2 separate regions of the Homo sapiens genome follow, and region 1 is linked to region 2. The links are chromatin contacts, found by Hi-C or POLR2A ChIA-PET in ENCODE. All regions are on one chromosome and are shown on one strand. Each heading gives the region's core, a stretch centred on a gene start or an enhancer-like site at or near the end of the contact. The rest is flanking DNA. Distances are from core to core; before and after follow the strand shown.

What was found. A loop is a pair of places that touch in the nucleus more often than their neighbours do. ChIA-PET counts read pairs that join two places held with the same protein, here RNA polymerase II (POLR2A). Pooled maps may share reads with other maps.
Region 1: a map of GM12878 shows a loop between it and region 2 (2.1-fold over the local background). The contact joins two enhancer-like sites. A Hi-C loop is called at or near these places in 1 of 168 maps with a recorded cell type or tissue (GM12878), 18 of 37 single-sample maps with no recorded cell type and 11 of 50 pooled maps. POLR2A ChIA-PET finds 5 or more read pairs at or near these places in 1 of 52 experiments (H1).

What each region holds. Positions count from the first base shown.
Region 1 is chr2:147,178,886-147,184,243 of GRCh38, forward strand. No RefSeq gene overlaps it. Among named protein-coding and RNA genes, the nearest start is that of LINC01911, 340 kb to the left of the region's middle. RefSeq lists enhancers at 2,816-2,865, 2,896-2,955. Within about 2 kb of position 3,451, at least 2 of the 41 ENCODE cell types and tissues checked have a DNase peak (open chromatin) inside an H3K27ac peak, as active enhancers do; they include GM12878, where a contact is called at or near this core.
Region 2 is chr2:147,627,462-147,633,597 of GRCh38, forward strand. No RefSeq gene overlaps it. Among named protein-coding and RNA genes, the nearest start is that of ACVR2A, 210 kb to the right of the region's middle. Within about 2 kb of position 1,615, at least 2 of the 41 ENCODE cell types and tissues checked have a DNase peak (open chromatin) inside an H3K27ac peak, as active enhancers do; they include GM12878, where a contact is called at or near this core.

The sequences.
Region 1 (5,358 bases), core at 2,201-4,700, 450 kb before region 2:
CTTCTTAGGTGCATAGATGTTTGTAATTGCTATTTTTTTCAAGTGAATTGACACTTTTAAATGTCCTTTCTTATCTCAAGTAACTTTTTGTCATAAATTTTATTTTGTCTGATATTGGTAAGCCACTCCACATCTTTGCATGGTATAACTTTTTTCCATCCTTTTACATTCAACCTATTCGTATCTTTAAAGTGTATCTCTTATAGACAGTATTTAGTTAGACAATGTGTTTTTATTGCTTCTACTAATCTTTGACTTCTGATTGCACTGTTTAAATTTCATTTACATTTAATATAATTGCTAATAAGCTAGGATTGGCACTTATCATTTTTCTGTGTTTTCTGTTTTACCTTTTTTATTTCATTTCTCTATTATTGCCTTCTTTTATGCTAAATAGGTGTTTTCTAGTGTACAAGTTTAACTTTTATGTCACTTCTTTTACTGTATTTTTGAGTTATTTTCCTAGTGGTTGCCCTGAGGATTATCACTAACATCTTAATTTATAACAACCTAGTTCAGATTAATACCAACTTAATTTCAAATAACATATATATAACTAAAATATATAAAATATAATTTCAAATGTAAAATCTTTATGACTATATAGCTTCAATTTCCCTCCTTCTTTGTGCTATTATTATACATATTCAATCTGTGTTCATTATGAGCTCATCAACAGAACTTTATTGCTTTTTGTAATAGTCTTTTTTTTTAAATTAGGTTGGAGAAAAAGATTATAAACAAAAATACATTTATATTGTCTTTTATATGTACCATATGTACTTTGACCAGTGTTCTTTGTTTCTTCATGTGAATTTGAGCTACTGCCTTATATCCTTTCATTTTAGCCTAAAAGATTTCCCTTAGTATTTCTTATAGGTCAGGTCTGCAAGGGAGTAATTCCTTTAGTTTTTGTTTATCTGGAAGATGTTAATTTTTTTTTTTTTTTTTTTTTTGAGACAGAGTCTCGCTCTGTCACCCAGGCTGGAATGCAGTGGTATGATCTTGGCTCACTGCAACCTCTGCCTCCCGGGTTCAAATGATTTTTCCTGCCTCAGTCTCCTGAGTAGCTGGGACTACAGGTGTGTGCCACCACACCCAGCTAATTTTTTATATTTTTAATAGAGATGGTGTTTCACCATGTTAGCCAGGATGGTCTCGATCTCCTGACCTCATGATCTGCCTGCCTAGGCCTCCCAAAGTGCTGGGATTAATTACAGGCATGAGCTACCACGCCTAGTCAAATTTTTTTTTATAGTTTTTTAACTTCTAAATTTGCTGGATAGTTTTGCTGCCCACCACTCTTTTTTCTTTTAGCATCCTAGATATATCATTCTACTGCCTCCTGGTTTTTACAATTTCTCATGAGAAATTCTCCGTCATCATTGAGAGTCCCTTGTATGCGATAAGCCACTTCTCTCTTGCTGCTTTCAGGAGTCCCTGTTTGTCTCTGTCTTTTGGCAGTTTGATTACAATGTGTCTTAGTGAAGAGTCTTTGAATTATCCTACTTAGAGTTTGTTGAGCTCCTTGGATGTGTAGATTGTTTTTTTCATCAAATTTTGGAAATTTTCCAGTTCTAATCACTGTTGAGCCCTTCCAATGGCTCTACTTTTCTTTCACTTATCGTATTACTATTTTACTCAGAATTGCTGTTTTTAAAATAATTTCTACTTTTTAAATGATATTCTCTATTTGATAAGACACTATCTTATACTTTCCTTTAGCTATTTAGCAATGGTTTTCTTTAGTTCTTTGAACATATTTAAATAGTTACTTTAAATTATTTTTCTACTTAGTCCAATGTTTAAGCTTCCTCAGGGGAATTTTCTATTGACTGTTTTTTCTGTTTATGGGCCATGCTTTCCTCTTCCTTATATGCTTCAGATTTTTTTTTTTTTTGAAAATTGGACATTATAAATAGTAATGTTGTAGAACTTTCTCCTTAGTTCAGCTAAAAACGGGTTCCTTGTCACATGACCAGGCTCATAGACACATAAAAGGGTGAGAAAAATGGAACTTATTGGGCAGAAAGGAAAAAAAAAGTCAGCAAAGTGAGAGAGGGTCCTGTTACCAGGTCCCCATCTCACAGATTGAATCCCATGTTACCATCGAGAAACAGGAGGGGCTAGGCTTCTCCACCCTGCAAATGGTGCAAACTTGCTGAGACTCCACCCCAGTCTGCACTCCTCCCAGAGCACAGGCTGGTTGGAGGGTCTCCGGGGACCCCTTTATATTTGGCTATCTCAGTAATAACATACCAGCTCTGGAAATTCAGCCAAGTCATCCAGGATTTTTGTATTGATACAGTTTGTTGTTGCTGCAATTATTGTTTTTTATGCTGCTGTTGCTGATGTTTGTTTGCTAAATGACATTATTGAACTAATTACTTAAAGTCTATAACCTTTATTGTATGTGGCCACTGAAGTCTCTTTCATAGCTTAATGATCTGCTGTGATTGAATAGAAAGATTCTTAAATGACTTAAACCAGTAAGTCTCCCAATCTTTACTGAAGAGCTCTTCGTGTTTGTGTTGAGGCAACTTCAGTGTTCCAGCAGATAGTTTATACATCTTCCTTAGTCTTCACTTCCTATTTATACAAAGCCTCAACATCAACCAGATGTAAGAGAATAGGGGCTTTCCTGGACATGTGCACAAGCCTACACCTGTATGTTTCCTTCTAAGTTCTCAGAAACGTGTTCTAGTTTCTCAAAGCCTCCTATGGGCATCTCATTCCCCAGCCTTTTCTTTTATGTTTTTTGATCTGCTTCCTGTTTGTCCCAACTATTATTGCCACCTTCTGCAGCTTACATGTTAAACAATTGACATTGATTTTATTGATAAAATGCTCCTGAGGAAAAGCTGTCTGATTGAGTAAGCCCTGAAGCAATGCAAATAAAGACAAATTCTGCAAGTGGTGGTTTCCAGGGAACTCCCCTACATGTCAAATAATGAAAATTATCTGGGAATGAAAACTTTGGGTAGCCCAGACTCATTCTGTCCTTTCCCATGACTATTAGGTTGCTGTTTTTCATGACTATAGTGATTGCAAGGCTGTTGGTTTTTAAGATTACCATGATACTGAGGAGAGAGCTAATGGACTAGGGAAGATTAAAACCACAAAACTTAGGAAAACCAATGTCAACAAGATAGAAGAATAGGAGGCCCTCGGCCCCCTTTCCCCCTGAAAACACTGACTTAACAATAATAAGTATATTGTTGTCAGTAGACCAAATTGCCTTTGTGAGAAAACAAGAAACCAGGTAAGAGGTTGTGGCAGTCCAGGCTAGCACTAAGCCAATAGAACTGCATTAAAACAGGTAAAAAGGATTCCCAGGCAAGATGGCCAAACAGGAAGAGCTCTGGTCTGCAGCTCCCAGCAAGACCAATGCAAAAGGCGGGTGATTTCTGCATTTCCAACCTAGGTACCCGGTTCATCTCATTGGGACTGGTTAGACAGTGGGTGCAGCCCACAGAGGGCAAGCAGAAGCAGGGTGAGTCATTGCCTCACCCAGGAAGTGCAAGAGGTTGGGGAACTCCCTCCCCTAGCCAAGGGAAGCCGTGAGGAACTGTGCCATGATGAATGGTGCACTCTGGCCCAGATACTATGCTTTTTTTTGCAACCCACAGACCAGGAAATTCCCTCAGGTGCCTACACCACCAGGGCCCTGGGTTTCAGGCACAAAACAGGGTGGCCATTTGAGCAGACAGTGAGCTAGTTGCAGAAATTTTTTTTTTGCACCCCAGTGGGGCCTGGAATGCGAGCAAGACAGAACCATTCACTCCCCTGGAAAGAGGGCTGAAGCCAGGGAGCCAAGTGGTCTTGCTCAGCTGATCCCACCCCAATGGAGCCCAACAAGTTAAGATCCACCGTATTGAAATTCTCACTGCCAGTTCAGCAGTCTGAAGCCAACCTGGGATGCCTGAGCTTGGTCGGGGGAAGGGTGTTCACCATTACTGAGGCTTGAGTAGGCAGTTTTCCCTTCACAGTGTAAACAAAGCTGCTGGGAAGTTTGGACCAGGCAGAACCCACCACAGTGTTGCAAAGCCACTGTAGCCAGACTGCCTCTCTAGATTCCTCCTCTCTGGGCAGGGCATCTTTGAAAGAAAGGCAGCAGCCCCAGTCAGGGGCTTATAGATAAAACTCCCATCTCCCTGGGACAGAGCACCTGGGGGAAGGGGTAGCTCTGGGGGCAGCTTCTGCAGACTTAAACAGTTCTGCCTGCCAGCTCTGAGTTAACAGACACCTCATGCAGGAGAGCTCTGGCTGGCATCTGGTGGGTGCCCCTCTGGGATGAAGCTTCCAGAGGAAGGAGCAGGCAGCAATCTTTTCTGTTCTTTAGCCTCTGCTAGTGATACCCAGGCAAACAAGGTCTGGAGTGGACCTCCAGCAAACTCCAGCAGACCTACAGAAGAGGGGCCTGACTGTTAGAAGGAAAACTAACAAACAGAAACCAATAGCATCAATATCAAAAAAAAGGATGACCACACAAAAACCCCATCCGAAGGTCACCAATAGCAAAGACCAAAGGTAGAGAAATCCATGAAGATGAGGAAAAAACAGAGCAAAAAGGCTGAAAATTCCCAAAACCAGAATGCCTCTTCTCCTCCAAAGGATCACAACTCCTTGCCAGCAAGGGAACAAAACTGGAAGGAGAATGAGTTTGATGAATTGACAGAAGTAGCTTCAGAAGGTGCGTAATAACAAACTCCTCCAAGCTAAAGGACCACGTTCTAACCCAAGGCAAGGAAGCTAAGAACCTTGATAAAAGGTTACAGGAACTAACTAGAATAACCAGCTCAGAGAAGAACATAAATGACCTGATGGAACTGAAAAACACAGCAAGAGAACCTCGTGAAGCATACACAAGTATCAATAGCCGGAATCAGTCAAGCGGAAGAAAGGCTATCAGAGATTGAAGATCAACTTAAGGAAATAAAGGGTGAAGACAACATTAGAGAAAATAGAATGAAAAGGAATGAACAAAGCTATCAAGAAATTTGGAACTATGTGAAAAGACCAAACTTATGTTTGATTGGTATACCTGAAAGTGATGGGGAGAATGGAACCAAGGTGGAAAATACGCTTCAGGATATTATCCAGGAGAACTTCCCCAGCCCAGCAAGACAGGCCAACATTCAAATTCAAGAAATACAGAGAACACCACAAAGCTGCTCCTCAAGAGGAGCAATACCAAGCACATAACCATCAGATTCACCAAGGTTCAAATGAAGGAAAAAATGTTAAGGGCAGCCAGAGAGAAAGCCCAGGTTATCCACAAAGGAAAGCCCATCAGACTAACAGAGGATCTCTCTGCAGAAACCCTACAAGCCAGAAGACAGTAGGGGCCAATATTCA
Region 2 (6,136 bases), core at 365-2,864:
AAGAAGAGAGAGAGATATATAAATAGTATGATCACATCTTTGTTTAAAAGAACAGAATAGTAGAGTTTGAATTTGAGCTTTGCAATTTAAGTGATCTTTGAACCTTAATTCTTTTTTTCTTCTTGCTTTTTTTCATTGTTTTGCTGCGTTCAAGGTTTGCCTAGAAGAACCTTAATTCTTCATCTGCAAAATAAAGGCAATCTTTTTGTAAGATGATGATGAAAATGACTTCTGAACTGTAAATAACAACTAAATGTCATATAATATTCTTATAAAATGGTCTTGTGTGAGTCTGAAGTGTAGGCTCCACAATGTCCTCAAAGGGTAGTATCAACTTGCAAAGTTTTATTTGGGTGTATCCATGCCAATATCAGGCACCTCCTCTGGTTTCCAATTGTGTGCAACCAGATTCACAAGGGAGAAGACAAATGGTAAATTATACTTAAGACCACTGCAGATCACTCTTAAAATGCCAAGAAAACAACTGCCCATGTTCCTCCAAGGAGTCACACAATCCATTCAGTACTTTCAGGACTGACAAGATCATGTTTATTTCAGTGGCTGGGTAAGTAGAGCATCATAGAAGATAACAGCTTTGTAGAAATATGGTTGTATATAAAAAGTGTTTTCACCTTTTAAAGTCAATACATTCTCTCTCCACCTTATCCTAATAGATAGTTTTAATCATACAATAAACATAATTTTATATCCCATCTCTGGGCCAGATGGCCTGCATTCCAATCCTGGGCTCTACTTCCAGCTGTGTAACCTTGGAAAATTACTTAACCTCTGTCTCAGTTCCTTCATTTGCAAAATGGGAGTAATAATAATACGTACCATGTACGATTGTGATAATTAAATGAGTTAAAACATGTAAAGAATGTAAAATTGAGATATTAGCTAATAGGTACTAAATAAATGTTAGTTTATTATTAAATGCTATTATCTTAATCTTTCCATTTAACACAAATATATACACTTTTCCCATATTTATTATATAGTCTTCATAGCCAACATTTTATTGGTGCATAATAGTATATAAATAGCATACTCTGTTAAGTGGGTGTGCTATAATTTATTTCAACATTATTCAAGACATGGGAATAATGCTTGCTTCTTATTTTTCAAAATTTTTTATATTTTACATTTATTAATAATATCTTAATGTCTTTGTACAGTGACTTTTTCCATATTCTGGATTATTACTGTAAGCTCGATCCCTAGAAAGAGTTTAGAGGAATAATTGGTATAGAAATCTTTAGGTATTTTGATACATCTTGAAAGTTGGACTTTTGATTATAAAGATTCTATCTTTGCTTATTCCTTTCTGAACCTCTACTCAGAACTTGACACAAGGCTCTTCATCCAGCCATTCAACACCTGCTGATATTTGTTCTCAAGGTACATTTAAGAAAGGTCATTATAAGAAATTACCATATTAAAATTCATCTACAAAATTATTTGAGTTTCATCTTTAAAAGATAGTTTTCTAAGTATATAATCACTTCATATTAGAGCTTTGTTGCTAATAAGGGAAATTTGAACTCCAAAAAAAACCACCAGAAAAACCCACTTACTCAATGATATTTTTAGCACGTAAAATTCCCCCTATGAATCATATGCTCACAAACCATGCACCCCTAAATATTTAGCTCCTTCTGACTCATTCTGAAACATTCTGACAACTTCTCCATTGAAATTTAAAATTTCCCAATACTGTAAGATCCTCCTTTCCTCTAATTAATTAGTTCCCTTTCCCATTGGCAAAATGCAGTAGTGATAATCTCTACACTTACAGACTGTGGAATGGAGCACACAGCTGGAATCTTTCACTGCCCACAAGTCTACATTTTCCCATCTTCCTGGTATGTCTCTCTCACCTAATACTGGATTTTCATTGCCCTCTTTTCCTGCCACTGACAACCACCACCCACAGGTAAAATCTTATCCTTCAAAATCTTGGATGTGTCCTAAAACCCCATTTTCAACTGTATTAATGAGAGTTCTCCAGAGAAACAGAACCAATAGACTATATATATGCATATGTATGTGTGTATAAAATAGAATATATATGTGTATACATATAGAAAAAGAGAGAGAGAGATTTAAAACGAATTGACTTATATGATTATAGAGGCTAAAATGCCCCAAGATTTGCAGTTGGCAATCAGCAAACTAGAGAACCAGGGTAGCCAATGGCATAAGTTCCAGTCAGAAAGCTTGCAAGCTGAAGAACCAAGAAGAACCAATGTTTGAGTCTGAAGGCGGGAAAAGACCAATGTTCCAGCTCAGGCAGTGAGGTGGGAGGCATCCCCCCTTACTCAAGGGAGGTTTAGCCTTTTTGTTCTATTCGGGCCTTCATGTGATTGGATGAGGCCCACCCATATAAGGGAGGAAAATCTGCTTTGCTCAATCTATGGATTCAAATGTGGATCTCATCCAAAGCACCCCAACAGATACACCCAGAAATAATGTTTGACCAAATATCAGGGCACCCCATGGTCCAGTAAAGTTGACCCATAAAATTAACTATCACACCATCTGCAGACTCTGGTTTCTGCGCTCTCTCTGCACCGTTTGCTTAAGAAATCACACCCTCTTCACTAATATCTGCGGATTGATGCAGTCTTTCTCTCCCATAACACTCTGCTTACTTCCTACTCTACTAGCAACACACTTCCGAGTGCTCTGTCTTATGCGGGGGTCACTCCACACAGAAAGCTCCCACCACACATGAGAAAAATTGAATTCATAATGTTTGTTCTCAATGGCCCCTTCTCTTATTGTCAATGATTATAGTACCCAAAAAATAAACATGGAACTCATTCCTCAGGTATTTTTCTATTCTGTTGCTACAAATCACACCAGGTTGCTGGTCTGGCCAGCTTTCAAGTTTCTTTGCCACCAATTATTGAATTAATTAGTTTTCCAGCAAGCTTGCTCTTTGTTCTGTGTAGTACATAAATGGCACTCGGGGTGGAAAGTTTACAGTAAGAAAGCAAGACAAGTGCTCATTTAAGTCACCATGAAAAGCACTTAAAACCCCCACACCTTCCAAGTAGACCCTCACTGACCATTATCTACCTCTCAGGCAGGACCAAGTGAGTGGCTTTAGAGACCTGAAAATTTCACCTCAGCGGCCTTGCATGAACCCAAACTAAATTTGAAATATAAAGTCATTCTTTGAAACCTCACTGGAAATGCTAGCAATATGTCTGGGTGATGCTTCTGGCTGGCAAAATGGCAAGTCATTTATCCTTTCTGCCCTTGTTTCCTCATATGTGAAATGAGGAACACTGACTCACTTCACAGGAAGGCTGCATGCGTTTAATTAGTTAACAACACACATCAAAAATACAAACTGCAGAATACCTTTGCTCAGCCGGAAGCTCAGTAAACCTGCCAGGAGCATTCATTGCTTAGTTGATCTAACCTAGATCTTTCCTTACGTCGTGGCTCTGGTTCTGCTCTGACCCATAAACACGTTTTTGTCTACATGTACAGATTCTTACAGACACATGGATTTTAGATTTCTATTTTAATGTTTTCTTTTTATGACTGCAATTGTTGAGGTTTTATGTTTTCTTTATCAAATGTTCACTAAGATCCCTATTTACTACAGAAAACTTTAGACACCCATGCCAAAAAATTGCATGTCCGACTAGCATATCCTAGCCAAATGAGCCCACATCAAACTCAGCTTTACTTTCCTTACTCCAAAGTACCTTCTGTGACTAGACAAAAGATGATGGAAACTTCATCCTAGAACATCAGACCCTGCCAGGCACATTTCCATCTGTCCTATTGAAGATTGCCAAAAGCATTTTCTGAAGATTTTTTTCTCATAAAATTCATCAATCAAAAATTCTTTCAGGCAGAAGTTATTTAAGGACTAGGAAATGTAGTGATTCCTTCCCTGACTGACCTCTTGGACTGCAGGAGACACACCTAACCACAATGGAAGGAGGAAAACAACTGATGCACCGTCAGGATCTGTTTACTTCCTTTCAGCCACACACTCCCCACTGCCACCAGCACACATACAGACATTCAGCCTAAGTGATCAACAATCATAGCCTTACAAAAAAAGAGGAAATCAGGTGTCTTGAACTCTAAAGGAAGTGGGAAACTTCACAGCTAGAGCCTGGAACCCAGAAGTTAGGAGATAAATCAAATTGATGCCAAGGAGGAAAGGTTGAGGCCAACAGCTTGGGTTTGAATGGATCAATGGCTGGCCAACCAAGTCAAAAAGTAGCCTGACTATGTTGACATTGGAGCAAGGGAAAGTCTTGCTGATAAGCAGTGGCAGGGATAGAAAACATTCATATTAAATGTGTTTGTTCTCTTCTGCAGTGAAGACTAAATAGTTGAAGGGGAAAGCCTTCTTAGATTCCTCTCCTTGAACTAGCACTGTTAATTTGCTAACCTGTGCCAAATTACCAGTCACCTCTCATCAGTCCTCTCTTGTCAGTCCTACTTCTCAACTTTTCCCAAAGATTCTTAGGACCACTAAATCTTCCCACATCCAGTTCTCTTCCTTTTAGGCCCTTATTGCTTCAGGCTCTTCTTTTTTCATTTTTCTCCTAAATAGCCATGGCAGAATTATGCTGGGACATTGTAGTTTCTAGGTGCATTAGTATGTGAATTAGTCTTTATTTAAAGAAACTATGGCATGCCGATCACCATGTTGGGTATATAAGAATGCTTTTAAAAAATGAAGTCATTTCTTCTACCAATAAAATTTTCTTTCTAATTAAAGAGTTCATACCACCACAAATACAATAGCACTGAAAAAATGCATTAACAAAATGAGGTATAGGCAAACAGAAGTCAAGATACTACCAAATAAGCAGAATCCAGAGGTCCTAAAGGAGCACTCTCCAACCACAACCCCAGGAAATGAGGTCAGAGCTAACTGGGGAAAGTGATCACTCCAGCTGCCTTCACTTCTTACTTCCTATTCACTCCTTCACCCTCTGGCATCTGGCTTCCTTTCGCCATATGTTTGCTATCTAGCAGCTGATGGTTCTCAAATTTAGCATGCATGAGAATCACCTAGAGGGCTTGTTCAAACAGATTTCTGAGGCCCACTCCTAGTGCATCCAATTCAGGAGGTCTGAGATGTGGCCCCAAAATTTGCATTTCTGAAAAGTTCCCAGGTGATGATGATGATGTTGCTCTCGTCCTAAATCTTTCCTCCTTGTGAAGCTGCTTAAAATATTGCTTTGGTCAAATCCCTTCAAACTCTAAAATCCACCCTGATTTTTGTGGCCTAAATAATGAATTCCCAAAGCTGACTCAGGTATTAGGGTCTCTGCAATCTGCCCTGACCTTCAGACAGAGGCCAGATGGACACCTGTTGAGTCAGTGGTAGAATAGACTCCCGCACTGAGCAAACTTCCCTTCCAACTCTCCAATTGTATCAGGTATATCCAAGTTTTAGTTTTATGATTTCTCTGATAAAATCATGGCTTCAACCAATCCATCCTACTAATTTTTTGCGCCAAGATTCCATCTTAACTATCACATACGCACCTTTGTTAATGAGATTCACATTGATTTCTGTCTTCACAAATCCTAATCACCCATCGAAGTCAAACCCAGTGCCTTCTTTTCTACTGGTGTTCATAATTCCATGGCTCTCGGGTACTTTGTATTTAGTCTTCCCCTTCTTCTTCTTCCTCTTCTTCTTTTACTCCTCCTCCTTCTTCCTCCCTCCCTCTCTTCCTCTCTCCCTTGAATTATTCCTATCACTATAAAACATGATTTAGAACCTCTTACCCTATAAAAAATGGTTAACAATCACAACTTAAACATATGAATCACATGCCTACCATCTACCAATCGGTCCATTCCTTTGTTTGCTTTTACAATTTCTCTACACATAGCTTCTTTACTTTTTCACTCGGCATTCATTCCTTCTTCAATCCTCTGCAATTTAGCATCTAGCTCCACTAATTTGCTCATTTTAACTCACCAACAATCTTCTCTGTGCCAAAGTCAACAAAAATCTTCTCACCTCATTCACCTCTCAATAGTAGTCAACATATTTACCAATTTCTCTCTTCTTAACTCTCTTCCTTCTCTTGGCTTCCAGCACTCCACACTCTTTTGCTTTTGTTCTTACCTCATTGGT